6 separate regions of the Mus musculus genome follow, and all the other regions are linked to region 2. A link is a loop called in an ENCODE intact Hi-C map of the cell type or tissue named here. Cell type or tissue: heart. All regions are shown on one strand. Links, peaks and the distances in the headings refer to the core of each region. The heading gives the core; the rest is flanking DNA.

Region 1 (5,318 bases), core at 868-4,867, 710 kb before region 2:
TGAGTGATCCCGCACCAACAGAAGACAAGTGAGGTGGGGAAAGGTCGTGCCCCCAAGTCTGTCAACTCAGGCCAATCCCACAGTCGGGAACATACTCTCACAAGCTGTCCCCGACTCGCACATGAGTGCTGTGGCATGCATGGGTACACACAGGCACACGTACAACTACTGATTGTAAAATGTTAAAAAAAAAAAGGAATAACAACTGAAAAAAGTACTGAAAAATAAAGATTTAATAATAAAACAATTACAATCCTTTTATCTTTACAGCGTTTCAATAACAATTTCCCCCACCATCTCTAGATCCAATCCATAAATATTATGTATGATACTTTTTGTTAAAAGAGTCTTAGTGCGTCCAACTTTTTTTTGTTTTGTTTTTGTTTTTACGAGACAGGGTTTCTCTGTGTAGTCCTGGCTGTCCTGGAACTCACTCTGTAGACCAGGCTGACCTCAAACTCAGAAATCGACCTGCCTCTTCCACCCAAGTGCTGGGATTAAAGGCGTGCGCCACCACTGGCCGGCTGTGCCCAACTTTTGACACTGCAACACGACATCATCTACAATGTTCCTACTCAAGGTCTGTGAGAACAAGTCATGACCAAAATCTCACAAAAAGCCTCACAATGTATTAAGTGTGCTTATGATTGGCCACATTCATAGCTATCCTGGGGCACATGTGGCCGATGGGCTATGGACCAGATGTGCTTTAATGTATGACTTGGTCATTTAACAAGAGTTTCATACCTAAAGTGAAACAAAAGCTCAACGCACACGAGGTAAGCAGGTAAGCGGTAGACTTTCATTTGCATTTCTATCCGGTATCGAAGTAAACAGGTACTGAACATCCGTCAGTTTCTCAGTCAAAAGAGGCCAAAATAAACACTGGTGAGGCGTTAAAGGGTGGAAAAGCGTGGAGAGAGAGCCAGGCAACCTGCTGCCTACAGAAGGCTCCCCGGTCTGCAGAGGCAGCTGAAGGGACATAGCCAGCAAATGCCACCTGCCCATTACCAGGCTTAGGAAGGGGCACACCTTTGAAAGCAGCTGGATTTAAGTCCATGTGGCACGCGGAGAAAATGGCATCAAAGGTTGGACTATAAATCTTGCTTATTCTCAAGTCACTGGACATTTAGGAGTGAGGATATTGATGGCCCCTTCCCTCCTCTTCCTTCTTCTTGGAGCAGATGTGTGATTCATGGATTGTCCTTTAGTGCCTCCCTTCTTATCTTATTACGTTTTCTTTGCTTCTGCTTTCTGACAGCTCTGAAAAGCAAGGTGCTAAATTATTTTATGGAATGAGCACAGTGAATTATGTAATTATGCTGAAGTTTAATTAACTGGCTATCCAAATAGGAAAATAGAAGACATGAAAGAATTTACTGTGGGGCTAGCATAAATCCCCAGTGTCCTAACCATGACAACAAGGAAAGAGATGGGCCTGATCACACAAAAGACATTTCCGAAGACATTTCTTTAAAAGATGGTTACTACATTTAGAACAAGCTATTCGGGACAGACACGCCACACGAGTGAGCAGCCACCCCAATGGGCTTGTCTCTTTGCTACATTTATACTGCTCAACTCAGCACTTCCATTTCCAAGTCCCTGAATTACATTTTTTTTTTTTAAGAAAGGGATTAATACATGCGGCAGTCAGCAGGGGCAGAGAAATGAAACTGCACAACAAGTAAAGGAAAACTGACCACATTGCAGAGGCCCTTTCCTAAAGCCTCGAAGCTAATCTCCCTTCCCCTCGCAGGTGTAAAAGTGCCAGCTAGCACCTCAAGGGATGCCTGACTTCTGTGTCCCAAGCTTCCTGAAAGCAAGCTGTTCTAAAGGAACAGGCTGGAACAGTCAGGCCCCGCTGCAACCTGCCACGGCGGACAGAACAGATCCTCTGCTCTGCTGCTCTCACCACCAAGATGCTGCTGCCCGTGATGGCGAGAGTCCTGACTACTTACTCACTTCTCCACACTAGCAGAACCATGCCACTTGCCCTATCGAGGACTGTGCTGGTGCACACACTGTGCCCCTGGGCATAGCTGGCAAAGGCTCTGACTACCAAGCAGCATTAGTTGTTGAGAGTCAGAAGCCATGGCTCCTGTGAGCCAAACTAAGCTAGGCCCTCACTTCTTGATCCTCCAGGAAGACACCTGGGAAAGGCCACGGTGAACAGCAGACTCTTTCTGTTCCTTTAGCATAGGTTGTATTGGGTGCTGAAATACACAAGAGCGGGCATGGCCTTGAAATTCAAGGAACTAGGAAACTACACTAGGTAAATGTTTCTCTGCTTTTTGGGTTTTTTTTTTTTTTTCAGGTAAAAAAACCTCGAGGCTCTGAAGTCCTAAATTCACCCAAGTAGAGAGTGGCAGGGCCTGACTCTAGAGTCTGTGTTCCGCCTCATCTGATAATAACTACCCAACTAGTAAAACGGCAGCCCTGCAGGACCATCCATGAACACCAGTTAGTTGAAGTTTTACTTGGCCACTCAGCAGAACTCTAATGATTTATATCTTCCATATTTTGTGCTATGGACTAAGAATACCCACCAGCTCAAAATAAAAGTCACTTTATATTGTTTGTGTGTTACAGAAACCTCCTCTCTCAACCAGTCATTTCCTTAAAGTAGGAAAGCTTCTTGGTAAGTAAGGATTTAGAAACTCTAATGGAGTAAAGTATAATCTCTAATAGAAAAGTCAATGAAGCCTTGTTGAGAAATTTTAAATTTCTCTTTGGTTCATCTATTCATAAGCAGGATTGAAAATAAACCAGATTTCACTAGGGAATAAGCAGAAGGAAAGAATCTAAGAAGCATTCCATTGTAATGTATATAAACAAAGCCTTCAAGAGCAAAGTGTGAACTGGGGTACTCTGGCTGAGTAAAATTACTCATTTTAGTTTGCCTTAAAATTACACTGACCTAGTATTTGTCCTCTACCCTTCGGATTTATATAACTGACAGAATGAGCTTCACCACAAGAGGGAGCCAGCACCATTCCAGTTCACATCTGAGGGAAAAATTAACCATGGAAAAACAAACTACAAAAGACAGCTGTAAAATGCTAGGACTGAAGGATATGGCACGCCACGGTATGCTCAAATATCTTTAAAGTACTGCCATTTATAAAGAAGGGGCTTTTTTTTTTCAGGGCTGGAGAGGTTGATGCTCTTGCAGAGAGCCTGGGCCTGATTCCCAGCACCCATGTGGCAACTGTGACTATCTGTGACTCTAGTTCCAGGGCATCTTCTGGCCTCTGCAGACATCAGGCAGGGACATGATCACATACATGATAGGTACAGGCAAAGCACTCATACATATAAAATAAAAAAAAATAAATTTCTTAAAATATTTTTGTCAATTTCATTATGCAGATGTGTGTGTTTCTGGGAGTTATTTTGGGGTTTGTTTGTTTGTTTGTTTTAGAGAGGAGTAACTGAGAAAAGGAGAGTCCTCTGGCTGAAGAAGGCAACACTACCTGAGGATTGTAGGCAGACTGTACCACAAAGGATTTGCTCTTAAAGTTGACAAAATCCAATACTGGAAGTCAGTCTCTGCTCCCCACCCCTGAAACAGAATGTCACTAACACTCCAACAAAAGACTAGCTTAAAAAAAAGTTCTAGCAGGGCGTCACGACACCATAGCCCTGGCTAACCAGGAACTCTGCCCACCACTGCTTCCCCGGTGCTGGGATTTAAGGCAGGCACCACAACACCAAGCTAGACTTGCTTTTTTCAACAGCAAACATACACAGAGCTTATTGAGAGAGCCTATAGTCCATTAGTAAACACCACTCCAGTGTGGCAGCACAGGCCTGTGAGCCCAGCGTGTGGGGAAACTCAATTTCCAGGCCAGCCTGAGCCACAGAGCAAAACTGTCTTAAAACCAAAACTCACACCAATATGAAGATTCAATTTTCAGCTGGGCGTGGTGGTGCACGCTTTTAATCCCAGCATTTGGGAGGCAGAAGCAGGTGGATTTCTGAGTTCGAGACCAGCCTGGTCTACAGAGTGAGTTCCAGGACAGCCAGGGCTACACAGAGAAACCCTGTCTCGAAAAGCCAGCAGGAGATTCAATTTTCATATACATTAATTCACAGAATTAAAGGCTGAGCATGTTAACTCCTGACTGTACTCAAAATTGCACTGTAAATGATGCAACCATCCTAGACCAATAGGTAGATGGGCTGTGTTTTGTTATTGGAGGCTTCTAAGGGGAAAATTATAAAATGCATTTAATTAATTTTTAAAATTTATTCTTCTACCTTGAACTACTCAGTAGAAATAATTACAAAGTAAATTTATGAAAAACAAAACCAAAAACTCAGTCTAAATAGGAAACATAGCTCAAGAGCTGGTCCTTAATGGAAAATGTCCTACTGGATTTAAACAAACAGATAAATAAGGCAGACAATACCTATAATACCATCATAGCAGCTGAAGCTTCAAAAACCTCTCGTAGTAGCTGTTCATTTCATCACAAAATAAGATGATTAGGAAATTGTTTACCATAATCTCAATTTTCACATAATGTTAAATTTAGCTATTTAGTAATCTGTAGGTAGTGTGTAATACCAAGGTTCTATTTTTGTTTTATAATTTAAATCACTGAAACAAGAAGACATGATCCCTAACATTTTTTTAAAAAAGGTGTGTTCAGGGGCTAGAGAGATGTCAGTGGTTTAGAGGCCGGGTTGATCTTCCAGAGGACCCAGGTTCACTGCCAGCACCTTCATGAAAGCTCGAAACTGTCTGTAGCTCCAGTTCCAGGGGATCCGATAGCCCTTTGTGAGCTCCTCAGACATCAGGCACTCAGGATGCCCAGACATCCATGCAGGCAGGTCACCCACACACAGTTAAAGGGGGCTGCTGGGCTGCTCTCTTCCATTAGCCCAGTTGGTCCTTTTTCCTAAAATTGCTATAATCACGGGACTCAGTTTACTCTGAGTTTTACTGTGCGTTATCAATGAAAAATGTTAGTGTAGGAGATGTGAAAACCATCATGAAAAAGAATAACATTTTAAATATTTAAGTAAAAAAGCATGTGTAAATGCTGACAGAATTTACAGAACTAACTAGTACTAACATAAATAAGGTGTACTTCAAATCTTATGGCTGGTTCGCTCAGCTCATTTTAATTTGGCTCAGAGTTCTAGGGGCAGCGTTTGAATCCCACATTAACCTGTGACGCTTCCAGTTATAAGGCAACAAATTCAGCCCTTTTCTGCTTTGGAATTTCTGCTTTGCTGCTATAAAACGGCATGCTCCTTCCACCAGGAATGCCTTCGCTATCTCCTCGCGCCAGCAGGTGTCTGCATCC
Region 2 (5,166 bases), core at 1,167-5,166:
TGATTTCAGCAAGAGAGAGAGAAACTGAGAAAAGAGATCCACTTTGTCTATGCACGACATCTGCTTCCCATCTGCAGCTTTAGCCCAAACTATGTTTTTTTAATATCCACATCTATAAGAATTTGGCCTCTTGTATCTGCAGAGCTGAGCAGCCAGTCACTAAATGACACCCTAGTGGAATGAGAGTGTTAATGCAACTCATTTATAAACAAGGAACCCACCCTGACATCATCTGGACTATTACCCAATTTCCAAAGTTATTGCTAACCTTACATCTTTGGGGGTGGGAAGTGTTTGTGAATGGAGGATGGTTCATTAGCCGGACCACAGAATGTCAACACAGCATGCATTTTTCAGTGTGACAAGTTGTGACTTGGCATTATGATAAAGGAAAGCACACTGAAGAGCTCTGTGGTCTGTCTTGGGAGAATCAGCCACAGTGGATCTGGAAGCCAGAAGCTTGCTGCTGTGGGTTGTTGTCTTCAGATGTCTGTCTCTTGCACAGTGAAGAGTTGGCAAGGTGACTGGAGCTATCCTTTCTCAATGAGTTTGCTGCTTGCTCCCAGGGCTTCCCAAGGGGCCCAGCTCCTTCTGTTTTGGCCCTGGGGGGTTGAGAGAGTGTGTGTGGAGGGGGTGGTTTGTTTTCATGTTGCTGAGAACTAGCAACGGAACCTCCACATTACTGTGCTTGGGCCAGTTGAGAAACCTACTGAGGAAGGAGGAATTCTTTAGGGTGGCAGGGCTTCCCCAGGAGAGGACCATGTAGGACAAAGAAAGGAGACAGTTTACCAGAAACTGACTACTGGTGGTCTTCTTTTGGGTGTCCCTATTAAAAGTGCTAGAGATTTGAGGGGAGTCAAATGTTGATGATAAGAGACCAACCCTCATGTGTTCGGATGTTCCCGAGTGTACCAAGGAAGTCCTTGTCACTTGGGCCTCCCTGCTTCTCTCTGGATGCCTCTGCAGGCCCTAGGCATGTTTGCTGGTTGCGTATATGTATTTTCCTGTGGGTTTAGTAATGGGAGAGCCCAGCTTTCAAAGAAGGAGAAGTATTGAGCTGAAAAGTCTTTTGTCAAGGTCCAGGTGTGTAGGTAGGAGGGGAGGCAAGAATTTCCCACTGAGTCTTAGTTTATTCATCTATGAAACAAAATTAAATACAGGTATGGTGGCTCATATGTTAAATTCCAGCACTCGAAGCTGAGGCAGGAGGATTACTGTGAGTTGCGTACTCACTGCATAGTGAGTTCCAGGTCTGGGGATACAGAGTAAGATTCTGCATTACAAAGCTCAAACCAAGCAACCCTTGCCCCAGCCCAGGACGAATGTCTACTTGTTATCAACTGGGGACAAAGGGGAGGGTGGGATTTCCATTTGTGAATATACACGTGTGATGTAGCTGGTGCAGAGATGCCCACAGCTGCACCTGTGTGGGGGAGGCAGATGCATTAACCAGCCTTGCATTCCATTCCTTACACGTCCTAGCTGCATGGCCCAGGACATCACTGAGTCAGTCTCTCCATTATGTGTAATGGAGATAAATCCTTCCAGAGATGTTGGGATGAATACATCCATCTAGTCAACAAGTAGGCGGACTGATAACAGACACGGAAGTAGCTCCCATTGGCCTGGAAGGACAACAGGAAGTAAGGGACCCAAATTAAGTCAAGGCTTTGTGCCCAACTGTATTCTCTAGCCCCTTTGTATTTAATGTGTGTAGGATGGCACCTCACCATTGAGATTGAAACAGGAGCAGGATGAAGAGTCCCGTCTTCATCTCAGCCAGGATACCCAGGAAGTAGAGAAGGCCCTCTAGTCACCATGGATGAGATCAGTCATGGAGAGCTGAATAGAACTCCCATAGGCCCAGTACTTTAAAGAATATAGTTGCATTTTCGAAGCTTGGTCAGTTAGCATTACTTGGTTCTGAAGTTACTACGTTAAATTTCATCTCATGATGCTCTTTCCAACATCTGTTTTGTTTGTTGTTTTTGAAAAACACCAATCCTTTTCTTCCCTATTAAAAATTTAAATGGTCAGTACATCTAGGGAAAAGTGATTTGAAATGTCATTCTTCATGGACCCAGAAGATAGGATGTTGACCTATTTTTTTTCTTTTTAAAAAAGTCATTAGACATAGCTCAGAAAGTCAATCTTGTAATAAGTCAATCTCTAGAGAGAGAGAGAGAGAGAAGAAAGAAAAGAAAACAGGCATTTAGCCAGACACGTAGTATACAAACTCAGAAACTGGTGAGCCATTCTGTTTGCAAATAAAAAGAGAGACGAATAAAAAGAGAGACTTCTTTCTAGACAGATCTTTTCTTCCTGCTTTATTTCTCTTCTGCAACCATGAGCCGAAGGTTTGTGACATCACTGGGTTGCTGTGGAAATGTTTATTCCACAGAGGTGTTGGGCCTCACGTGGGGAATTTAGAAGAGGAAGTGCAAACTCTTGGAAAAAAAAACTGGCCTGAGAAAGAGGAGATTCAGAAAGAAAACAATATGAACTGCTAAGAGGTGGTTTGCAAGTTTCCCTGAGAGGAATCAAGTACTCGGAAGAACATCATACACAGATATGCCTCTTTTTTTTTTTGTTGGAATTTTACTTTCTATAAATATCTATATAAAGAGTCAAGATAAGTAAGGAAAGAATATCTTGCAGTGGGAAAAAGTTTCAGCTATTCAATTATTGGGACACAAAGATTTGGTCTTGAAATACCTTGGCTAGGGGAGGGGAGGAAATTACATCCATTTACATTTTTATAACATATAATGGACATGAGAGGCTATATCTCTTTAAAGAATTGTGACGGAGCAGCCTGACTCTTAGGGCAGAAGCTACAAAATCGTTTTCCGTTTTGAACGGTTAAATCAACAGAACACCAGACCAGAGCCTTTCTTCCTGCTGGGGCAGTATTGTCCCCTAAATCCACTTTCCAGCCCTCTCTGCCTAGCCTAGTTTGATGTAGCACTGACTTCGCCTGTCTACTACAGCAACTGGCAAATAAGTGGATTTGCATTTGGAATGGTTGAGAAGGCAGCCACCGGTGTGTGTGTGTGTGTGTCCACGCGCGCGCGCGCGTGAATGTGTGTGTGTGTGTGTGTGTGTGTGTGTGTGTGTGACTGTCTGTCTGTGCTCACAGCTGGGGTTGGGGTGGACTAGTGGCTCCGGACGGGAAGAAAATCGAGACGTAGCAACTGTGTGAACACAATTTTCCCGTGGCTGGGAGAAGAGTCCCTGCATGGGAAGTCAATTTTAGGAATTAAGATGAAAAAGATCTTCCAGCAGAGTGGGAGGAAGGCTCAGGTTGTAACAGGGTGTTGTGTGTCTCTGAGGCATACTCTCTCCCCTGGCCGGGTCCTCTTCTCATCCACCCACCTGCCCGCGACAGCACCTGCGCCCCCTGCCGTTTCGGGGGCGCACATCCAGGAGGGGAGGACCAGGAGGTCTGGTCCGGCCGCAGGGGCTGCAAAGGTCTGGTGGCGCGGGCTGATTTAGTGGCCAGGGCTGTAGTACAGGCTGTCCCCGGCAGCCGGCGGAGTCGGGGAGCCCACGTGATGGCCCCGGCTCTCCGGTGAGCTCCCCAAACAGACGCACACCCAGGCGCGCGCGCACACGGGGGCGCGCGCTCACACACATACACTCACACACGCACGCACGCACCCAGCCTCGCGCGCACACGCCCGCCCGCCTGCTCTGCCTCTGCGCCCTGCATCCCGGCTCGCTCGTTCTCTCGCCCTCTCGCCTCCCCTGCGGTCTCTCGCTCTGCGCGCACACACCGCACACACGCACACGCACACACACGCGCGCATACACGCAGCCGGCACAGGCGGCGGCGGCGGCGGCTGCCGGAGTCAGGACGAACCTCTCTAGGTACCGTCTTGAGAAGGCGGCAGCAGCGGCGGCGGCGGCGGCGGCGGCAGCGGCGGCGGCGATAGCGGCGGCGGCGGCGGCGGCGGCAGCCCGAGCATCCCTGCTCAGCCGGAGAGGGAGCATCGCCGAGAGTTCCCGTCCCCTCGGCCATTCCCTTCCCCCCCCTCCTTTTCTTTATTTGCGAGAGAATTTCAGCTGCCTTATTGGTTTCGTTTGATTTGGAAACATTTTTGGTTGCTTTGTGTGTGTGTGTGTCCTGTTTTTTTTTCTTTCCTCGTTTTATTTGCATCCAGAGCATGGCGGGCTGCGGGCTGTCGGAAGACACCTTCCTCTCCTCCTTCTTTTACAACTACGGCTCCTCCTGGGAAACCCCTTCCAACCAGGTAAGGGGTGGCTCAGTGCCGGGCGGCGTCTCCCCATGCCCCCCGCTGCTCGCTCACTTGGCACCAGGCGGGTAGACAGACTCTCGGGAGGGGGTGGGGAGGATGGGGGGCCAAGTGGGTCGCACTGTCTGGGTCAACGCCAACCGGCGACAGAGGTGTTCCCCCTTCTCTATACCCCTCATACATAGCGCCAGCTCCAGGGGCTGTCGCGTCCCTCCAGTGCCCATTTTGCTATGGACACCTATCTTGCCCCCAAACCTCCCAGCCCAAAGGGAACCCGAGAAAGAGGCAGGAGCTGGCGCGTTACCCCGGACAACTCCAGGCAAAAGCAGGGAACTCGAGCGCAACCTTCACCAAGTCGCCGCGGGCGCCGCGCCCCTGTGCGCCGGGCGTTCGCCCGCCCTCCAGTTGAGCCCCGGGGCTGTCTAGCTGTGAGACCCCCCGCGACGCGTTGTCCCTCCCTCCACTCCCTTGGGGCCCGGAGCCACCTCTTTCCCTAAAATGGCTGCAACCTCAAGTAGATGCGTCCCCTGACCCGCGGGAATGGGGGTGGTGGTAAGCAGAGTGGAGGCTCCACTCCTCCCGACCCCGCACCTCCCCGGGCGCGCACGAGCACCCCACAAACACACACTTAACTTTGATGACTGTGCAATGCAGTCCGGCTGCATCGTGTCCTGCACGTTCCCCGCTGCCGGCCTGTAGGTGTGTAGATCGGTGTGGCTTGAGGGGCCAGGGGAAGGTGGAGGTGGATGAGGGAAGTGGGGGCGTGGAAAGAGATCTGTGTCCTCCGGCCACTGATTACCTGGAGAGAGACAGGCTTGTGCTCAGGTTCTGGAAGGGGGGTGCCAAAGCTATTCCAGGAGCCAGAGCGAGAATTAGAGGGAAAAAAATTCCTTTTAATTAAATAACTGTT
Region 3 (5,318 bases), core at 565-4,564, 520 kb before region 2:
TTAGGTCAGAGGGTTTTATCACCACAGCAGGAAAGCAAACTAGATCACTAAGCGACCTGACCTTCCGAAAGCTAACTTTTGACTCATCTGAAAGGATAACAAGACCTCCCGGGACTGAGATAAACATCCAGTGAAATTTTATGTGTGGGAAGTGGCTGGGGGAGGGAGGATGGATATGTAGCCCCTGGTCTGATAGGAGCTATCACTGAATGGTTGGTAACACAACACACCAAAAATGGAAAAGATCTTTAATGAAATAGCATCGGAAATGGGCTTTATGCAGTGCAGCTGTGTTGGCTTGGTATTTATCACATCCTATCTATCGCAATAAAAACCGAGACTGCAGCTATGGGAGATGAGCCTCGGTCTCGGAGCTGCCCTTCCTCCTGCTTCTTGCCTCCTACCGATGGATTTTCTTCTTTGTCTTAAGGCTTTTTTTTTTTTTTTTCCTTTTGGTGCTGTTAAAAACACAGATGCCTCCGGAAACAGATAACTGCTTATTCTTATCAGTTAAGGACGTCTTAGTTGGGGAGAGTTTATCAGATGTTCCTGAAGAATAGGCTTAAAAAAAAAAAAGCCAAACTTTAGCATAGAAACTTTCAAAATCTCCCAGAAAGCCATCTAGTGCCTGCTGCTCCAAGTGCCCAGCCGCACTTCCTGCCTGTGTAATTGACGCCTACCAAGTTCCACCTTGTTTCACTGGTCTCACTAACCACACCTCTGGTTGCAGAGTACATTGGAGATATTTGTGGGTGGGGCTCAGACCCAATCAGACATGGCCCCCAGGTGAGGGAATACTGGGCCCCCACCCCCAGAGGCTGAACCTAAGGTCTTGTGTGCACTTAATACATGCTCGATTACTGAGATATCCCCCCCCCCCCAGCCCTCTTGTGATTTTGAGACAGGGTCTGCTAAGTTGCCCAGGCTAAACTTGAATTCATTCTGCACCCCATTCTGTTCAGGTCCATGAACTTGGACCCCAAGCTCTTGGATAATCGTAGACTTCCAATGTCAGTTCTAATAGGATCTCTGTAGGGTTGTGTGGTAGCAGTTGTCCTAGCTACAGAGATAACCTTTGTTCTGAAATGTGTGGAAGGTGAATGGCGCTATGTCAGGCTTCACGGGCAGTGGAACCTCTATATCTTAACAGTTAGTTGTTCAGAGGGGAAGAGAGGCAAAAAGCTATGCCTGGGAAACATGAGAGGAGGGAGTGGGCTGGCCTGCGGAAAGAACCCTTCCTGATGTCTCCTGGTCAAATAGAGAGATAGGAGAGAGAGAGAGAGAGCGAGAGAGAGAGAGAGAGAGAGAGAGAGAGAGAGAGAGAGAGAGAGAGAGAGGAGCTTGTAGCTTCTGATCAGACCAAAGCTGATGATATTCTCCACTCTCTTCAAACAACTTGCTCATAACCTGACCTATGGGACGGAAGCCAGAGTACTGGAGTTCAGTCTCTAGGATCCACAGGAAACGCTGAGTGTGGAAGCACGTGCTTGTAACCCAGCACTGGGAAGCCAGAGACAGGAGGCTCCCTGAGGCTTGCTGGCTAGCCACTATAGTCCACTTGCTGAGTCCCCGGTGCAGTGGGATACCCCCATGTCAAAGGAAGTGGACTGGTAGGTCGGAATGATCCCAACAGTTGTCTTCTGACTTCTACATGCACCAGCTACACATGCACAGAGCGAGGAAGAATAAGAGCAGAAGCAAACACAATCAGAACCTCCCTTTGGAAGAGTTTGCCTGGACAAAATTCAGGATCCTTGGGTATCTGTGAGCCTCCTGGAATTCCCCAGGTAAGAAACCAGATGTAGAGAACTCTTCAAAGCTGCCTATGTGAGAGGTTCGAACAGAGGCTGGTCCTGAAGGCTGGGGCTACTCATGGGTCATGTCTGGGGCCTGAGAGGGCGCAGAAACCCAGAACACCTTTCTGGCCTTGGCCTTTCCTTTCCTGTGAACTGCATCCTTCTATGTGTTCTTCAGCTTCTGCTGTCCCCACTCGATGCCATCACCGTCCACTTGCCTGGAGACTCACCTCTTCCTAGGGGACCGGATACCCTGGGAGGGGGGAAGGGGACAGGACAGAAGCCTTTTGAACAATGACTTCTGCTGTTGTTGAAGCCCAGTGGAAAATGTGCCCGCTTTTATTTACTAATGCAAAGCAAATGGACCTTTTAACACTGGGAAATCAGCATTTTTGGTGTGCATTTATGATCATTGTCTATTTTCTGTTTATTTCCATCTATTTGCAGCCACTGGGTTTTGGGGCCAAGTTGGTTTCCGCGCCAGTCCCTACGGGGGAGAAAAAGGGAAATAAAGTAGAACTCATAACCAACCACACTGCGCATAGAGCATCCCCACAGAGTCCGGAGCTTCCTAGGCATGAAATTGACTGACGCAGGGAGGCAGCAGGTGTGGGGACACATGCCACTTGCTGCTTTCTTTTTGTTTTTTTTTTTTTTTTCCCACTGTGTTTATAATCAGTGAATGGCTCTGGATGTTTAAATGGTTCCCTAATACTGACGGAGAGTGGATGCCATTACAACCTGAACTTGTATTGCCACGCAGATGGTGGGGAGAAACATCCAATTGGGCACACAGCTTTGTCTGTTTCACTTTTAAAAGATCAGCAGAGTGTCAGACATCCGTGATGCCAGCAGGGGGCGCGTGGGGGAGGGGAGCAGAGCACCTCTGTCGCTGTCCTTCAGACTACATACATATCAAGGAGGGAAGGTGCCACCGCAGCCTCCCCTGTGAGGAGGGGAGTTCACAGCAGCATCTGTGACTTCCCCCTCACAGGATCCAAACCTGTCCCCATGACATGTGACTTGTAAGTTTTGGAGATACCTCCCCCTAACTCCTTGCAAACTGATCCCACCCCAAACACACCTGGGGACGTGGGGTGTGCTTCACATCTCGAACATCTTCAAGCATGGCAGCGCCCTCTACACCAGCTGCCACCTCCCACTCCCACCTGTTCCTCAGATTGCTGCCTTCTTGTGGTTCGCTCCTTCACTCCATTTTGTGGGATCTCAGCAGTTCTATTCTCCCCACTGTCGCTAGAAGCTATGACATCAAAGCTAACTCTGGAAGTCACCTTCACCAGGTTTGAAACAACAGAATGACATGTTGTGAATCTGAGCAGAAAGAGCAGGGTGACGAGTCAGAGACCCTTCCTAGTCCCTTAAGGTCACCCCAGGAGTAAGTCTCCATTGAGAAACCCACACCCATACTTGGGGGGGGGTGTTTTATACTCCCCTCACTCCCTGCTCAGCACCCCTCTCTCTGTTAACCTGATACTTGAATCTGTATTAAAATATCTTAATAAATCCAGCTCTGCTTTAAGAAATTTAAAAAATCACCTGAGGGAGGAAGCCCATCCCCTGAAAGAGAGCCAAGGTTGAGAACACACTCCAGGTCACTTCTGGGTTGGGACATTGATCCCAAGAGTCAGCGTTGATGAAGCAGTGCTTAGTGGAGGGAGAATGGAGGTGAGTGCCGGCGCTCACCCTCTGTTGTTTAAATGGGATGTTTCCCTTTGTCTAGAGTGCTTGGATACTTGGTCCCCCATTGGTGGCACTGTTCAGTTGGTCCCCAGTTGGTGGCACAGTTCAGATAGGTTTAGGACTGTGACCTTGCTAGGGAAAAGTGTGTCCTTGGGTATGGGTTTTGAGAGCATAAAGACTTGTACTATTTCTAGTTTGTCCTTTGCTTGTGGTGCCAGAAGTGAGCTCCCACCCCCACCCCAACCCCCTCCCCCGCTTCAGGCCTTTGCTCTGCCATCATGGACTCTATCCCTGTGGCACTAGAAGCCCAAATAAACTCTTCCTTCTATAAATCGCCCTGGTCATGGTGTTTTGTAACAGCTACAGGGAAGTAACTAATGCAGCTAGCTAGCTGTTTCTTTTCCTTCCGTTTGGGGCCCACAGCCCATGGAATGTATTAGGAAGGGTCTTCCCATCTCAACCTAACCTCGAAACTTCCTCATAGTCATGTTTAGAAGGTTGTCTCCTAGGTGGTTCTCTGTCCTGTCTCGTTGACAGTCTCCTCTGCCACAGTCTGTTTTACTGACATATCATACAGAGCAGGGCAGCACTCGCTCACCTCACCTCTTCCGACTGGCTTCTTTCTTTTCCAATTATAAAGGTGCCTCCCACACTGGCATCTCCTGACATCTTGTGACCTGTGGTGGGCTGGGCTTCAAGTACCACCTTAATTTTGCAGAGATGTTGGGTAGAGGCTGTGCTATCCTGTTTTCTCTTGCTATAAAGAAATAGCCAAGACTGGGTAATTCATTAGAAATAGTTTGGTCCAGTACTAAAGATGGGGATATCTTAAGAATAAGCATAGCACCAGCATCACTTGGCACTTCTATCCAGGATGAAAAGCATGTACAAGAGACGCAGCATGTAGCTTGCATTTGTGTTCACTCACCCAGGTCTAGAGACCTCTAAAGAGTACACTCCCAGGCAACAGCTCCTCTTGAAGGTACCCACTTCTACCTTGTATCCCAGCATTACTAGAGGCTAACGAGTTTTTACTGTGATTCCCAATGGGCACAAACCCCTTTCATACCGTGAGTAGTGAGCCCTGGTCTCAGGCTGACTCTGGCCTTGGAGTTTCTCTTAGAAATATTGGAATTCAGGGTTAAGATCTGGTGCTTTGGGGCAGTATTGTCTGAAGATGTGGTGGTGGCAGATTTGAGGCCACCCTGCTGTAACCATCTGAGAGAGTCACAATCTAGAGATGAAGGAACCCAGGACATCCCAGTGAAACTTTAGACATTGATGCTGAAAGAAGTCTCGTTATAGCAGTTTCCTCTAACGTTAAAAAACCTTCCATTGTGGAGGGAAACTTCTTAAGACAGGATATAAAGGGAAAGTTAAATGACAGGCTATTTTAGGACAGGGTATTTATAAGGAAGTGAAACAACACGACATTCTAGGAGGGGAAAGTGAAGCACTCCATCCTGCAGGAAAGCTCTGGTAAAATAGGAAGCAAACAACACCAAAAATAGCTTCAGGAAGTCCCTGAAACTGACCAGATTCACTAGTTTCCCTCAAAGTAGATTAGTAAAGACTGCTTCAAGTCACTTCCTGTGGTGGTTTAAATGAGAATGGCCTTCACCTGCTCATATGTTTGAATGCTTAGCCCCTCATGGGTGGACTGCAATGATCGCAATCGCAAAGACTAGCCAAGCAACCTGGAAGAGATAGGGTCTAGTTGAGCTGAACCAGAAGGGGCACTGACCAACTGAGCTGCCTGAAAGGACTTTCTCCAGTCTATTTGTGGGGAGCAGGTGTGGCGGTAGTCCCAAGATGGCGCCC
Region 4 (5,318 bases), core at 489-4,488, 74 kb before region 2:
CTCTCCTTCCAGAAAGTTCATGAAGGCAGAAAACATGGCTGTCCTGTTTTGTTATTGTTGTTGTTTTTTGGTTTTTGGTTTTTCCCCGGGTTCTCTAGCACTTAACTTAATGCCAGACATAGACTTAAAAATATCCATTGAATGAATAAATTAAAGATTGGTTGGTGGATAGTCTTGATGTCAACTTGACTGTATCTGAAATCAATTCAAAGCCAAGCAGCTGGGTGTACCTGTGAGCATTTTCTTTTTCTTTCTTTTTTTCTGAGACAGGTCTCATGATGTAGTTCTGGCCATCCCAGAACTCACTAAGTAGACCAGGAGGGCCTGGAACTGACATCCACCCACCTGCTTCTGTGTCCTGAGTGCTGGAATTAAAGGTGTTCTTCCACCTTCTTGGTGGCAGCCCCTATAAAAAGAAGAACGAAGGCTTTGTTCTTTTCCTGCTTGTCTTCACGTTCACTGGCCAGTTCATCTGTCCTGCTGCCAGGGTATTCCTTCCTGGGTTTTAGAACCTATCTTTTGGGATTAACCCCCCCACCCCCCCACCCCCCCCCACCACATACACACATAGACCAAAGATCAGCTGAGACATTCAGCCTCATGGACGGAACAAGTACCGGATTCTTGGCATTTCTGTTGGATGACAGTGACTAGCTAGAACATGATCTATAATTCACTTTAATAAATTCCCATGTGTGTGTGTATACATACATATGTATTTTCATTCCCATATATAGGACCCTGACTAATGCAATTAAGTAATAACAGTATAGAGTAGTAGTTATCTCCTCTAGTTTGGACCATGTCTTAGGATTTTACTGCTGTGAACAGACACCCTGACCAAGGCAACTCTTATAAGGACAACATTTAACTGGGGCTGGCTTACAGGTTCAGAGGTTCAGTCAATTATCATCAAGGCGGGAACATGGCAGCATCCAGGCAGGCATGGGGCAAGAGGAGCTAAGAGTTCTATATCCTCATTTGAAGGCTGCTAGCAGACTACTGGCTTTCAGGCAGCTGGGATGAGGGTCTTAACACCCACACCCACAGTGACACACCGACTCCAACAGGGCCACACCTTCTAAACCACTCCCCAAGCCAAGCATATAAAAACCATCACATCCTCATTAGCCTATATCGGAGAGGTAACTTGCATGAGCTCATCACAGGAATGACCCATTAATACACATTTTGGAGGGAAGAGGATGATCATGGGGGTTTACAAGGCTCAAGACTCTGCACAAGAACTTCAAGAGGACCCTCCTGTCTAGGAACTATAACAAGGAATACAACTGACAGGGGTGGAATTCTTCAGTAATGTAGGTACCTGAAAGATGCTCACAGGACTTTTCAGTGGCTCGTGTGTGTGTGTGTGTGTGTGTGTGTGTGCGCTCGAGTGCATGTGGGGGGGGGGGGAGGAGGGGGGAGAGGGAAGGAGTGAGGGAGGGAGAAAGACAGAGAGAGTCACTATATAGTTCTGGCTGTCCTGGAACTCACTACGTAAAACAAACTGACTCTGAACTCATAGAAATCTGCTTGGCTCTGCCCTCAGGAGTGCTGGGATTAAAGGTACTCACTACCATATCTAGCCTAACAGGTTGTCAATGTACATTTAGACAGTTGTGTTGGATATTGTGAAAGTTACAATATCATCTGTTGTGTTTCTGTTGTATTTAATCTTAGAGATTATCCTTCTGAGAATTTTCGAGGGACTAGAGCCAAGGAGCAGCAAAGGAGAGTCTTGACATGAAGTGATACCCTGTATTTGGGCTGATCCTTAGACCTCTTTCGCCCACACTTCTGGAAATGAATGTAATTGAGTATGCACAATGGCTGAAGGGAGAAAGATACACAACCTCTTAAGTGTCACCTTGCCTCAACAACTTGCCATTACAGTGGAGTCTTAATGGATGAGCTATTTGTTGATTTCCTTCAGTCCAGGTAACCATGTCTATAAAATGTCTTTCAGGGTTCACTCTACTAAGGAGCACAGCAACTAGGCATGCTGGGGCACGCCTTTAGTCCCAGCACTGGGAGGCAGAGACAGCCTAACCTCTGAATTCCAGGCTAGCCTCTTCTACAGAGCTTGTTTGTGGACAGCCAGAGCCACACAGAGAAACCCTGTCTCAAAAAACCAAACCAAACCAAACCAAACGAGGACAGAGATAGGGCTAATGTCTCTGAGTGCCTAATATGCACTCATATACACACAAACGGAGCAAGATTAGGGCAGAGGATTGGAGGCAAAATACAGTGCCCAGTGCGATTACCTCCAATTTTCTGAACCCTATACAAAACACCTATACCTTGAACAAATAGATGTTATCTGTTCTGGGGTGAATGGACAAAACGAGTCACAGTAATTAAAGTTAACATTTTTTCTCACCGCTACAGGGCATCTGGCGCAACAACTGCAAATTCTCGTTCTGGAGTTATAAATTGTGTCCTGCTTTGCCACTTGCCAGCTGTGTGATCTTGTTTTTCTTATCCTTCCTGAGCTTCATACCCTAAAAGCAAAAAGTATATACACAGCTGGATAGATTTCCTAAACAGGACTAGGCTTTTTCAACTTTCCCAACGAACTCCAGGCGGCAAGTGACAGCTTGAGGCGCGTTTCGGTCCTTAGCAGCAGCTCAGATCAGCTCTCAGAGAGACGCGAGGGGAAAGGGAGGAGCCCGCGGGAACTCAGAGCCATTTCAGCCAATCGCACAGCGGGCGGGACGGGAGTTCCCGCCTCCGGACGGCGTGCGCGCGCACCACGCCGGCACGCCCGCCGCGGAGGCGCGCACGCAGGCCCTGCCCTCGTCGCGGCCGCCATTTTAGCTCCTGGTTCGGGCCGCACGGAGCGGGCTGTGGTGGCGGGAGGGGTGGGGGTCCCCGCGAGTTGAGCCGCGGGCCTCTTGTGCGTGGATCCGGCTGCCGGAGTCTCTCTTCTTCCCTCCTTCCTAAGCGTCCGCTTCTGGGAGTGCGAGGATGTCCAAGAGGCATCGGTTGGACCTGGGGGAGGATTACCCCTCCGGCAAGAAGCGTGCGGGGACCGATGGGTAAGCCAGGCCGGGGCGCGCAGTCGCGGCTCGGGCTTTGTTGGATGGTGGCGGGGAGCAGGCCCGGCTGCCGAGCCTTTGTCTGCCGTCGGCCGGCTGGGGCGCGTGCCGAGTGTGTGCGGCCGGGGCGAGCGGCCTGTGGCGGCCACGAGGCCGCGGAACGGCGGGCGTGCGGAGCGGGCCGCGAGGCCTCGGTGCTCGCGTGAGGCCCGCAGCCGGAACCGGATGGCCAAGGGCACTGCCCCCGTGGGCGGCGGCGGGCGCTGTCTGTTTTGGGGGAGGATAGAGGCGAGCCGACCTCGGGGCGCACTGTTTGGCGGGAGACGAAGGGCCTTCTTCCATTGAGGCACTTCAGGAGAGGCCGTTGCCAACTTCCGCCCTCTGCCTGCCCTCCCGCCATCTCCTTTATTTCCTGCTTTGCTTAAAAGCCGGCTTTGCTTTTAAGTAGCATCACTGGGGTAGGCCTGTGAAAACACGTATTTCCCCCTCCGCTCTGGAAGTTATTTCTATCTCCTCCCCACTTTGGACGCACTTTTCAAAAAAGTGATCTTAAGCGTGTTTGAACAAACAACACCCACGTGCAGATTGAGAAAGGCTTACACCGATTCCTGGTCTGGCATTTTAGTTCCTTTTCTTAGACTTTTCGCAAAGACAGGGCATTTAGCAAGTAAGCAGTTGTATTATCATTTTCCAGTCTTTTCTTTCACAGTTCATACTTAAAATGTACTTTTGTTTATATTCCTACCCTCCCATTTTAATTAGTTGTATGTTTATGCTTCGGCAGTACAGGGATCTGTTGGGTTAATTAAAAAATATATCCACGGAAGTCCAAATGTCCAAAACAGTTGTAGGATTTTATCATTTTCTTATGTCTTGTGACACCGACTCGCTGTCAAGTCAGATGTGTGGTCTCTTGAGTTTTTGTTAACGGAAAGTCCTTTGGGATTGATTTCTAACTACCAGTGTGAGAATAGGTCAGGATAGGATGCGTTCTGTCGCTCTCCTTAGGTTGAAATATTGAATACGGAAAGCAGGTTTGTTATGTTTTGATTGTGTAGGTTTTTTTTTTTAAAGCTTATAACACTAAGCATTGTAATAATAAAACATCCCAAGACAGCTGTTCTCTCAAGCAAACATTCCAAATGTTAGTAATTGAGCTCCATCAGTTCTTAGGTAGAAACAGCTCATGAATATTCTCCAAGGGAGAGCAAAGTTGCAGTGAGCTTTTTCCATAGATTATAGTGGTATGTAGAATTCTCCTTTTCTCAACAGGAAACTTAGTACTGTAGTTAGGCATCACAACCTGTCATAAATGGCATTTATATTGGATTGATAAAGTGGGGAACTTCTGTGAAGTTAAAGTTAATGTCACATTTGGCTAAGATGCAACTAATTTCTCTCCTTATAGAGGTCACATTGGGATGAACACTGAGTTTGTGCAAGCAGAGTTTTTTTGTGTGTATGTTCACGACTCAATGCTTTTATTGCAATTGGGGCTCCACATTACAGTGATTATGGTCATTTCTCTTGCAAAACATACAACATTGGCAAAATGGACTTTGCGTATATCGCGGGTAGCTTCATGTTTCCTCTGAATATTTCATATTTGTCACTAAGTACAGGAGAGTCCTTGATTTCTAGAGATTCTGCAAGGCAGTTTTTGCAGTTTCCTAAGTTTTTTGAGTACCTTTTCTTATAGAACTGGTTTTCTTTAGCAATACAGTATTTGTGCTTGGTATTTTTTTTTTTTTCCTTACTTGATTTGAAGGCACTTTTGACTGCCAGGGACTCTTTGCTTCCCTCCCTCCCCCTCTTTGCTCTTGTTTAGTGTATTTGACAGCATAGGCTTGTTCATTTTGTCACCCCAGCTGTCACCAGACCTTGCTGTCTCCATTCCAGCACGTGTGGGTGGGGGTGGGGGTGGAGGGGCGGCCAGGAGAAGAAACCACGGAGTCAGTTACCTCCTCTTGACCATGATGGCCTCAGGGGTCAACCCAGTTTTTCAGTCTGAGCCATCTCACCAGCTCCCAAGAAATCTGGGAAGGACATTTTTATCCTAATGGTTCTTAATATTCCTGATAAGAATTTGTAATTATGTGTTTCACTACAATCCCGTGGTAGCTGAAATTAAATAATAAGATGATAAGATGCAAAGGGCAAGAAATTTTCACACATAAATGTATAAAGAAAAAAGCAGTAAGCTACTACAAATCATTATTTCCATCTTTGGAGTCCATACTTATTCCTAAATACAAAATGTAATATCAGTGAGCT
Region 5 (5,318 bases), core at 653-4,652, 410 kb before region 2:
GCTGAGCAAAATCATGAACCTTCTGAGCAGGAAAAAAAAAGCGCATTTAAAAATCACTCCAGAATCTGCCTGCTTCTTCTCAAGTCACTGCTGGCTATCTTGGGTCTCTGCCCTGGCTGTCTTGTGGGTCCCAGCTGCCTGCCTGGCTTCCATCACTGCAGTCTGTTCTCCACCCAGGGTCTGAGGGGTCCTGTGGAGAGTGAAGCACAGGTGGTTCAGGGCAAAAGGTACCACTTCCCATCACTCACAGAGTAGAAGCGAGACCCCGAACAATGGCCTTCAAGCATTCACCCTTCTCTATGCCTCTTCTGTGTGTCTCATTTGGGAGCCGCCACTTCTGCAAACCCGCCATCTCTTGTCTTCTACTGCAGCTTCTGCTTGCTCAGCCTTGCAGCTGTTGGGATATCCCGGAGGACTGTGGGAGCAAGCCTGGTCCCTAAGGGACAGAAGGTGGAGAAAGCATGGTTTTCTCCAGACCTTCAAAGAGGAGAGAGAGACACTTTTGCTTTAGCTAAGGGGTGATTTTTTTTTTTTTTTTTTTTTTTTTTTTTTTTTAGAAACTCTGTAACACAACCAGCAAGGGATGTGGCGGGGCAAATCTGTCTGCCCACTTTTGCAAATAAAGTTTTATTGGCACATCAAGCATACTAAGTATTATCTGCTGCCATTTTCTGTCCTGTTAGCACGGTGGAACAGCTGCATTGGAGGCTCTGTGAACTTTAAGCCTTCACTATTCACTCTCTGGCCATTCATTATGAAAGATGCTTGCTTTTCTCTGTTCTTCCTGACATGCACTTCTTCTACTGACTTTATTTTTTAGAATTTATTTTTTATTTATATGAGTATATTATAGCTATCTTCAGACACATGCCAGAAGAGGGCATCGGATCTCATTACCGATGGTTGTGAGCCACCACGTGGTTGCTGGGACTGGAACTCAGGGTCTCTGGAAGAGCAGTTAGTGCTCTTAACTGCTGAGTCACCTCTCCAGTCCTCCTACAGACTTTTATGTGAAGAAAATGAAGCCCCAACATTTAACAAACAGCTCAGCTGCACTCCAACCTGGAACTGCCTGACTCTCAAGTTCAAACCAAGTCGTGCCTCAGGTAGACTAGGCTAAGCAGTGATCAGGCCATAAGCCAACTCCGTGTGCCGGAAATGCAGCTTCTTCATTTTCCCTGGTTGGCATGCTTGCTTGCTTTCTTGTTTATTTGAGACAGTGTTTTCTTAGGTAGCCCAGGCTGCTCCCAAGCTCTTTCAGTTCTCCTGCCCCAGTCTCTTGTGTTCTGTAACTACTGGTATACCAAGTCAGGCCTGTGCTAATGTTTCTCTATGTAGCCTACAACACTAAGCAGCAGTAAACCATACTTGTTCCACTCCAGTAATCTGAGAGTAAGCCCCAAGCCCCAAACTAACCCACTATTTTAACGAGTCCCACTAGCTCATTGTCTTCCAGATTCCCTCCCTCTCCCAGCTTTTCCAGGACTTCTCCAGAGTCCTTGGAGCAGTAGAAAATGGATTAAATACATGTGTAGAACTTTCTGGATCTGGTTGTCCTTTGCCCTGTCTTGGTTTAACCTCAGACTCAGGACCACTAGGGTCAAGTTGGTTCTGTCTAAGCTCTGAGTGATCTTGGGCAGGTGCCTCGGTTTCCTTGTGCGAAACATGAAGATCGCCATTTTCTTAATCTAATCATCCAGCTCGAAGATCTCCCTGCTATAACGGATGGACGGCCCTGCAGTGGTGCTGCACACTAGGGAGGGCTCCTGTGGCATCCAATGCTCTGGAAGGCAGCCACTACCCCCATTTCAAGGACATTCCTGTAGCAGCTGTTGCCCCTGAAGGCCCCTCCCCCCCAGTCCTCTCAGTCCCTGCAGGTCACCTCACCTAACAAGGACAGGTATATACATTCTGAGCTCCATGGAGTCAGACCTTCTGCATCTGACAGCTGGGGCCACCTCTCTTGAGGACATGTTGTAAGAGCTCACTGGAATTTCCCCCTGGATACTCTCTCTCTCTCTCTCTGTATGTGTGTTGGGGTGGGGGCAGGGGGTGGGCTGAAGGAGGAGGCTTCCCCTGGGATGCATGAGATAGTGTGTCCGGGGCTCTGCATCCCTGTTGGTCCTACCCTGACCTCCAAGCACACGTCGAACACCCAGAACCTCAGCCAGATGCTCTCTGTTCTCCCTGCCTCCCTCCCTGTTCACCCCCATCTTCTGGGTGGCGGTCCCACTTTCTCTGCACCATCCCACGAGTGCCCTATGCCTTTGTAAAAGAGACAGCCAAGCTTCAGTGTGGTACTACAACCAAGGGGATCTAGAATCTGTGTCTCATTGACAGGGAGCTGCTGTCAAGTCTCTTGCTAAAGAGGTCAGGGAAAGCTGCTCATAGACTCCAGCTGCCCGCTGGCCTCCTTCTTTGGCTAAAACCTTTCCTTCTCTTCCCTGGGGCAACTGGGAATCCTTATCCCCTTTGGAGACTCATTCCAGCAGATCCACTAGGTGGGGGTATTGCAGAAGACAACTGAGCGAGCCCCATCTCAGTCTGCTTAGCCTAAATGTTCTCAAGGTCCTTCCTCACTGAGGGCAGCAGATCTGGTATAGCTAGTGGGCTGCTCTATTGGGTCTCAGGAACAGTGCAGGACCAGGGAAGGGCTTCTTAGAGGAGGTGTAGCCCTGAGAAATGGCTGGATACACCTGTGTCAGAGGTCGCTTCACAAGAGGCTGAGAAACACACTCGCTGATGCCCAGTGAAACCAGGTGAGAGTGGGAAGGGCCAGGCAGGAAGGAAACTCACAGGCATACACAGCTGTTTCTGCAGCAAATGAGTACGGACTGGAGAAACAGCAAAATTAACCTAAAAGAAGCTAGTGGGCAAGAAAAGACTAAAAACCCTTCCCCATCTGGGCTACATACATCTGTAAGAAAAGCCCCTGGTACAGATGTGGGAGATGTATTGTGTAAATGACTATAAAGGTATATGGTGGCCCAGTGCTTTTGGAGGCAATGCTCAGTCCCAGCTCAGAGCCCTCTCCCATCCTCAGAGCACGTCCTGTTTCAGTAATGGAGTCTAGTTCCATCACTCAGAATGGATCCTTGGTACAATTCATTGTCCTTGGGACACAAGAATCTAGAGACTTCAGTGGGTGTCCTCCAGGCTCAGATCTGAGCCTATCACATTCCTACCAATGATTGTGTGGTATGGGAGGCATGTTTGAAACAGCCTGCTTCACAGTAGGTCCTGCCACTGTGTGACTTGGGGACTGCCTTAGTTAGGGCTTTACTGCTGTGAACAGACACTATGACCAAGGCAAGTCTTATAAAGGATAACATTTAACTAGGGATGACTCACAGGTTCAGAGGTTCAGTCCATTATCATCAAGACAGGAGCATAGCAGCATCCAGGCAGGCATGGTGCAGGCAGAGCTGAGAGTTCTACATCTTCATCTGAAGGCTCTTAGTGGATGTCTGGCTTCCAGGCAGCTAGGAGTAGGGTTTTAAAGTTCACACCCACAGTACACATCTACTTCAACAAGGCCACACCTCTAAATAGTGCCACTCCCTGGGCCAAGCATATACAAACCATCACAGGGACTCTATCAAGGGGGAAGACACCATTGAGAAAAGCTCACATGGTTTCCCCATGAAGAACAGGAGACTTGCAGTGCAAATTATGATGATGTGGATAAAGAGAGCCAGCTCCATTTTTAAATATGGACCTCACACATTAAAATTCAATTCTGCCGATGTCGCAGGCTGGGTGCTTCTGTCCAATCCTGACAATACGTTCCTTCCCAATATTCAAGTATGGGTGGGCCTATGGCTCACTTGTCACCCACACAGTGATACAGAAGTGGTTCTGTGACATCTGAAGTTGCTGCATCACTAAAGCCGTGCTGGGTCAGGATGTGGTGTGACAAATGCCACAATGTTGTGACTAAGCATGACACTGCCTCATGCTTTCTGGGTAGGCATTAAGGGCTTACACACAGTGTAGACAGTAGAGATCATGAACAGTGTAAGCCTTGTACTCAGTGTAGACTTTAGAAGATTAGATGCACCACAAACGTTAAAGGGTTAGGCACACTGCAGAAGCTAGGAAGGTAAGACTCCTGGGGTATCCCTAAGAATGTCCACATGCTCTTGGCAGTCTTGGCGTCTATGCGGAGAGTGACACAGTCCTGAGGACTCCGTGCTTCGAGGAGGGCCAGGCCAGGCCAAGCAGGGAGATCTCTGGAGAAACCCACTACCTCCAATGAGACAAGAGATGCCCCAGCCTGGCCACACCAGTCTTCCCCTCTTGCAGCTCCAGCCTCCACCTGGTCACCCGGCTGTGCACCTTCCTGAAATTTTGGGCCAACAGAAACATGGGGAAAAAAATCAGATAATCCTGATTTTAAGCTCCAAGCTTTTAGGATGATTCTTCGAACATCTGTGGTATCTGAAGCAGCAGGCATTCCAAATGGGGGACAGTCAGAGAGCAGCAACACAGACTGTCCCTTCTTAGGAATGAGGTCTGTAGGGAATCTGTTTAGCTGCCTCTCCTGTCCTCAGCGATTCCCTAACCCACCCACCTTACCTCCTTCTGCTATTCTAGGTACCCCTCTACTTCTGGGACCATGGTGTGCCCCGGTTCGAGTGCCCAACAGGCGTGCAAAAGCTATTATAATAATATCCCCACTGTAGATGGCTGATCTAACAGCGGCAGAGAGGCCAGAACAAGGAAGCGGGCATCCAGGAAAGGTGGGAAGATTGGAACACTGTCCAGACCGACCTGCAAGGTTCCTTAGACAGCACAAGCACAAGCACAAGGCCAAACTCCAACCTAGAGGAGATGGATGAACAAGCAAAGGAGTCACATAATCTATGGGGTTAAAAAGGCAGAGCTGGCCCCGATCCTCCTCTGGGTCAGCTTACCTCAAGGTGCCCAGAACCTCATAGCCATCTTGGCTACTTAGGAGAGCATGTCTGGGATGGCTGCACATAGAAAGATACTTTCTTTTAGAATTACATACTTCCTTTTAGAACCAGAGGATTTCCCTTTGTCCATTAAAACAGAGAATATATATATATTAGTAACTTACTTCTCTTTCATTAGGACTGAACATTTGACAAAGGTGATCTAAAGGACAGTGTGAGGATACAGGCCCTCGCAGCGGATTGGCTCACAGTGTGAGGATACAGACCCTCGCAGCGAATTGGCTCACAGTGTGAGGATACAGGCCTTCTCAGGGGAGTGGCTCACAGTTCGAGGATTCAGGCCATCACAGCGGGGATGACATGGTGCACGGAGGAATGTAGCGGGAAAACCTCATGTCC
Region 6 (5,318 bases), core at 708-4,707, 120 kb before region 2:
GTAGCATCCCATGGTCTAGAGTCCCAGACTGAACAAAGGGAGCCAGCAAGCAGAGTACCAGCACCCATCTTTCTCTGCCTCCTCACTGAAGACAGAATGTGATCAGCCACCTCACATGGCTGCTACCATGCCTTGCTCACCGTGACAGACTGTGCCCTCAAACTGTGATCCAGGAACAAAACTCCCTTCCTTAAGTTGAGTGTGCTGGGTATTTTGTCACAGCAATAAGAAAAGTAATTAGTGGTGCATTTCTCTCCTACAGGCTTGAAGCCTACAAGCCTTTTCCTAATGAGCCTTAGTCATATCCTCAAAGCAAACTCTTGGGAGAAGGAAAAGAGACACTAGGTTAGCCATTATAGGTTACAGTCCCGCTGCCTCTCCCGGAAGTCACAGCAGAGAGACGGAGGAAGGATGCTCATTGGAAGAGAGGAGGGAGAAGGATGCTTGTTTCTTCGTGTTCCAGAGCCCTGTGTGCTGCTTCTCTCCTTTGTTTGCCTCCTATGGGAGTCTTGGGCTCTCAAGGCTCTTTCTCTTCTTTCATCGACTCACCTTAGGAGGCTGGAGAGATGGCTCAGTGCTTAAGTGCAGAGGACCTGAGTTCTGTTCCTAGCACCTGAAGCAGGTGGCTCAAAAACACCCATCACTCCACCCACAAAGGACCCGACACGCTCTAATCTCAACTGGTATGCACACACCCAGGCATACACTCACACAGACATATACACATAAATAAAATATAAAAATAAATCTTTAAATTCTGTTGATGTATTTTTAAAACTAACCTTGAGCTGTTTCCTTATATTTAATGAGAGGGAAACAGACTCAGTGGCTTGAAAGCCCCGTAATTATAATCCTTAGAATATTTAAAGACATAGTCATGTTCTTTTACATCTTAATCCACAGATTTCAGAGAGCCCCAATTTGTGTGAATGCAAACTAAAGGATACCACAGCATCGTTCTGCTTGCATTTTCAATACTGTATTTTAGTAAATACATTTACGTCACCATCATTGAACATTCAATGAGCATCTACCAGATGTAGCCTATAGCACTTGAAAAATCAGCAGGATGGGATGTTGGCATGTTTAAATTTGGCTCAGATTACATGAAGCAAAATGACTGCATAACTTAGCTTAGAAATTACATTCCTACTACATGGCTGCTGTTTCTTCTCCTTCCTTTTCTTCTCAAGCTGCCAGATGGAGTGCATCAAATTAGACAGCCTGGATTTCTGCAGATGAGTATCAGGGTCAGTGCAGATTTTTGTATAATCGCCATACATAGTCCACCCTACCCCACACCCTCACCAGTCATGGTATCGAGGGACGATGGCAGATCCAGCAACAGTTTTAAGTGCCTATTGAGGATTTCTGGAATAAAAGTTTGTTTTATGCATTTTTAAATCTTTTATTAAAAATTTAAGTTTTAGTTTTAGGTTTTGTTTGTTCATTTTTGAGTTTTGGTTTTGATTTTGTTGTTGGTGGTAGTTTTTTTCCCAGACAGAATCTCACTTATGTAGCTATCCTGGAACTCATCTCAGAGAGAGCCAACTGGGTGGCACACATTCTCCAATAAGGCCACACCTCCTACTCCTTCTAAAACAGTTCTATCAACTGTGAACCAGGTATTCAAATATATGAGCCTATGGGGGCCATTATCATCCAAACCATCACAATTATCTTCATTATAAAACTATAGTGTGGGAGGGATAAGGAATATAAGGAAATATGTAGCTCTTTGTCAGACACATGGCATGCTCTCAGAACATATACCTATAATTAAACTGCAGGAGATTTGAGCAAAGGAAATGCCCCCCACCAACATCTCACTGTTGGGTCTCACATGAAAACTTCACCTTTGGGGAGCTGAAAACGTTGGTTGTCCACCACATTTACAGGAATGATACTCTGTGGGGGTGGGGGTGGGGCTACCTCTCCAACACTGACAAACAAGGAAAACTGAAAAGTGTCACTATTTATGTCCATATTCCTATACAAAGAAATACAATATTGACATAAAATACAACTGGTTTTACAGCACATGAAGATACATAGAGGAAAAAGAAAAATACAGAATATTATAATTTTATGTAAAATTCATGGATATGTACACATGTTTACTTACATATATACATATGTACATAGACAGCCTAGATATATACCTACATGGATATACATTTATATATGACATCCATCCATAAGTATGCACAATATAGAGAAATAAGCAGAGACATATGACTAAAATAAGTAGATGATGCATAGGGACACAGATGATAAACGTAGATATGTGGGAGAGGACAGACATGGAGATATAACATCTATATTTCTTAATTTGAGTTCCTCTAGAATCAACCATTGAGCAAAGACACAAGTGTAGATTGTGTGAACACAGAATGCTCCACAGGACAGTGGAGTAAGGCAGGGAAAGCCAGTCGACCATGGGGCATTATCTGCCAGATCACCATTGATAGCTACTGGGTTGCAGCCCTGCTAGGGGGATGCCTAGACAGCCAGGTGTATAAAGCTCCCCATAGAGCTCACTCTCTGACAGCAGGCAGCTGGGTATTTATCCTCTAGGTTCCATGTCTTTGCCTGTGGTCCATTTCCAGAGTCACAGACTCTCAGGCAATTCCAACGCACTGACAATGCCAGTCGAAAAAAACCTCCAGGCGGGAAGGCCAGGTATGCACAGTAAGCAAAATTGTGTGCCGAGGTGAAAGATGAGGGGATAACAGGCAGGCTAGTAGCTGGTGTTGATGGATGGGGAAGAGGAAGGACAACTGGAAGAGATGAGGAGGTGGCTGCTCTCACTCCATTGTACTTCAGTTTCCTGTGCTCCCAAACTCTTTTGGAAACAGAAAATCTGGTGACACCTGGACAACATTCCAATGGCCAGAGCTAGGGGGCAGTGTGTGACTGTGAGGATGACAGAAACCGGACCACAGTGTTGAAAAGTCAGAGGTTAAGTTTTCTCTAGGAGCCACGTGGCAGAGGGTTGAAGCAGGGCTGAGCAATGCCACCTCAGATCTCCATTTCTCTGGCTTGACACTTTGCTGTCTTCAGCATGTGGTGTTTGCTCCTCATGATCTCAAGATGGCTGCTGCACATCCAGCTAAGAGATTGTGCTTCAAGCAAAGAAAGAAAGAAAGAAAGAAAGAGAGAGAGAGAGAGAGAGAAGGAAGGAAGGAAGGAAGGAAAGGAAAGGAAAGGAAAGGAAAGGAAAGGAAAGGAAAGGAAAGGAAAGGAAAGGAAAGGAAAGGAAAGGAAAGGAAAGGAAAGGAAAAAGGGGAGGGGGAGTGAAGAGGACAAAGGACAAAATCTCTCCTAGCAAGTGGCAAGTATATGTGAGGGGAAGTCTCTCCAGGGTCTTCTGCTCTCATCTTAAAGGTCAGAAGTGAGTCTCTTTGACAACACTTTGCATCAGGTTGGTCTAGGGCAATGGTTCTCAGCCTGTGGGGAGCCACGTGGCCCTTTAACAGGGTTGCCAAGACCATAGGAAAACACATATTTACATTATGGTTTATGACAGTAGCAGAATTAGAGTTATGAAGTAGAAAAATGATAATGTTATGGTGGGGGGGGGGTCACCACAATATAAGGAACTGTATTAAAGGGTCTCGGCATCAGAAAGGTTGAGAGCCAGTGCTCTAGAGGGTTGACTCCTTTCTCATTACCTCCAAGGCTAAGGAAAGAGAAGAGTTGGAAAGGTTGAAGAATTCAGACTAAAATATCTCTCGAGTCAAAACTGTCATCCACCCACTATCTGGGCAAGAATCTGGGCCCACTTCCTCTGCCAGTGTGTACCTGGAATCAAACATTGAGCAAAGACACAAGTGTAGACTGTGAGAACACAGAATGCTCCATAGGACACTGGAGTAAGGCAGAGAAAGCCAGTCTATCATGGGGCATTATCTGTCAGGTCACCATGGATAGCTACTGGGTTGTAGCCCTGCTAGGGGGATGCCTAGACAGCCAGATGCTTCTAGTCTCGCCTGAGCCCCACCTAGCATCAGGGTATGCTTTGGGGTCTCTCGCTTGCAGTAGAGACCTTTTAGGTAGAAAGGGGTCTCTGAGGTCCCCTGCCCAGCTAATCTACCCCAGTCCTAGTCACCAGCTTCTGCTCACATCTAGGCTGGGACAGTTTACATCGTGCCCAAAGAAGTGACAGAAAGGCACTAATCCACTTATTCAAAATCACCTAGAAAGATAGGGATAGTAATGAATATGAGTTCGGCACTCAGGAGGCTGTGGCAAGAGAATCATAAGTTTGAAGCCAGCCTGGACTACATAGTGAGTGCCACACCAGCCTGGACCACATGAGATGCTGTCTGCTACTTGCTCAAAAAAAAAAAAAAAAAAAAAAAAAAAACTCCAGAGATGAGGAATGTTGTGATCTGCCATCTTCGAACACAACATGGCCATTGCACTCATGAACCAACTGCAACCATGACTATCTGCATAAAACTTACATAGGATCTGTCTGTCCCCGTTTCCAACAGGATGTTGGAGGGCACATGGGGTCCCACCCCTATCTTGAGAAACTATTGGCGGTTAAGGGAGGTGGAGTTATTTTTCTTTAGGGTGGGTACAGTAGAAGTAGAAGGGGAACTTGATGGAAGGAGGAAGAGGACCAGAGAGAGTGGAAACCATGTAAGAGAACTGGGGGTGAGTGTGATAAAGATACAGTATATGCATGTATGAATGGATCGACAAATACGTTTAAAATGACTGTTTTAAAAATCCTTGACTATGCTGTCCACATTGTCATGGACTCCAGTGAAGATTAAGAGAGAACATCCTTTTGCTACTCCACTGTTCTGCTCTTCCTTTTGATTGACACTGGTGGTCTCCTACCATATTTCAAGGCAGGCTACCAAAGTCACTTCATCCAAGAAGTGACCTCTGTTCACTGCAGTGATATTATGATTTATAGAAAGCCAAAACTCCACCCCTCTCAACACCCCGTTTTGATCCCTGACTACCATTTCAAGGAAGCATACAGCATCCGGGGTGGTACAAAGACCTGAGTATACAGCAAAATGGATCATTTGCAAAATCCCAGTACTCATTTAAGGTGCGAGCACTCTTTTCATGCATTTATCAAGAGGAAGTGTTGAGAAGGAGCCACCCTTGGCTGGAGTCCAAGAAAATGTGGGCCCAAGAAAATTAGGTATTTAATGTCAATGATACGAAGAGATGGAAGAAAAACTTTGGGTCCCACTAAAAAGCAAAAGGCAAAATTCAAGTCTCAGAAACACCAAGCCCCTTGCCCCTTTCTTCCTTTGGGCCCCTCTCTCTGCTCAGGGTTATTCTGTTTT

The links. Hi-C counts contacts between places; a loop is a spot of excess contacts. Peaks named below come from ENCODE experiments on the same cell type or tissue, not always from the same donor. Only the 100,000 strongest peaks of a DNase experiment are listed, where the experiment ranks them.
Region 1: a loop joins it to region 2, with 2.9 times the contacts of the local background. A loop is called at or near these places in 3 of 42 quality-filtered maps.
Region 3: a loop joins it to region 2, with 2.1 times the contacts of the local background. A loop is called at or near these places in 5 of 42 quality-filtered maps.
Region 4: a loop joins it to region 2, with 2.0 times the contacts of the local background. A loop is called at or near these places in 2 of 42 quality-filtered maps.
Region 5: it touches region 2 in a loop (4-fold over the local background); 10 of 42 quality-filtered maps call a loop at or near these places.
Region 6: a loop joins it to region 2, with 2.6 times the contacts of the local background. A loop is called at or near these places in 9 of 42 quality-filtered maps.

Annotation. Positions count from the first base shown.
Region 1 is chr5:52,819,563-52,824,880 of GRCm38, reverse strand. Zcchc4 (zinc finger, CCHC domain containing 4) reads right to left here. Exons shown (of 13, transcript NM_001308144.1): 13 at 216-1,263. The coding sequence ends at 1,194. Among named protein-coding and RNA genes, the nearest start is that of Anapc4, 12 kb to the left of the region's middle. In heart, for the core only: a CTCF peak has its summit at 2,969 (motif pointing right); no DNase peak of the experiment used is centred there.
Region 2 is chr5:52,114,471-52,119,636 of GRCm38, reverse strand. It overlaps a transcript of Ppargc1a not described here. Among named protein-coding and RNA genes, the nearest start is that of Gm40302, 13 kb to the left of the region's middle. In heart, for the core only: a CTCF peak has its summit at 3,430; DNase peaks (open chromatin) are centred at 3,576 and 4,756; H3K4me3 peaks cover 2,287 bases; H3K27ac peaks cover 992 bases; H3K27me3 peaks cover 245 bases.
Region 3 is chr5:52,631,606-52,636,923 of GRCm38, reverse strand. No RefSeq gene overlaps it. Among named protein-coding and RNA genes, the nearest start is that of Gm30178, 11 kb to the right of the region's middle. In heart, for the core only: a CTCF peak has its summit at 2,661 (motif pointing right); no DNase peak of the experiment used is centred there; H3K27ac peaks cover 185 bases.
Region 4 is chr5:52,188,006-52,193,323 of GRCm38, reverse strand. It overlaps Dhx15 (DEAH (Asp-Glu-Ala-His) box polypeptide 15), which reads left to right and starts at 2,778. Exons shown (of 14, transcript NM_007839.3): 1 at 2,778-3,044. The coding sequence starts at 2,974. It overlaps 9230114K14Rik (RIKEN cDNA 9230114K14 gene), which reads right to left and starts at 2,643. Exons shown (of 4, transcript NR_015537.2): 1 at 2,387-2,643; 2 at 1-406. In heart, for the core only: a CTCF peak has its summit at 2,449; DNase peaks (open chromatin) are centred at 2,733 and 3,293; H3K4me3 peaks cover 2,707 bases; H3K27ac peaks cover 1,959 bases.
Region 5 is chr5:52,521,606-52,526,923 of GRCm38, reverse strand. No RefSeq gene overlaps it. Among named protein-coding and RNA genes, the nearest start is that of Lgi2, 42 kb to the left of the region's middle. In heart, for the core only: a CTCF peak has its summit at 2,492; no DNase peak of the experiment used is centred there.
Region 6 is chr5:52,238,359-52,243,676 of GRCm38, reverse strand. No RefSeq gene overlaps it. Among named protein-coding and RNA genes, the nearest start is that of C130083M11Rik, 25 kb to the right of the region's middle. In heart, for the core only: a CTCF peak has its summit at 2,899; no DNase peak of the experiment used is centred there.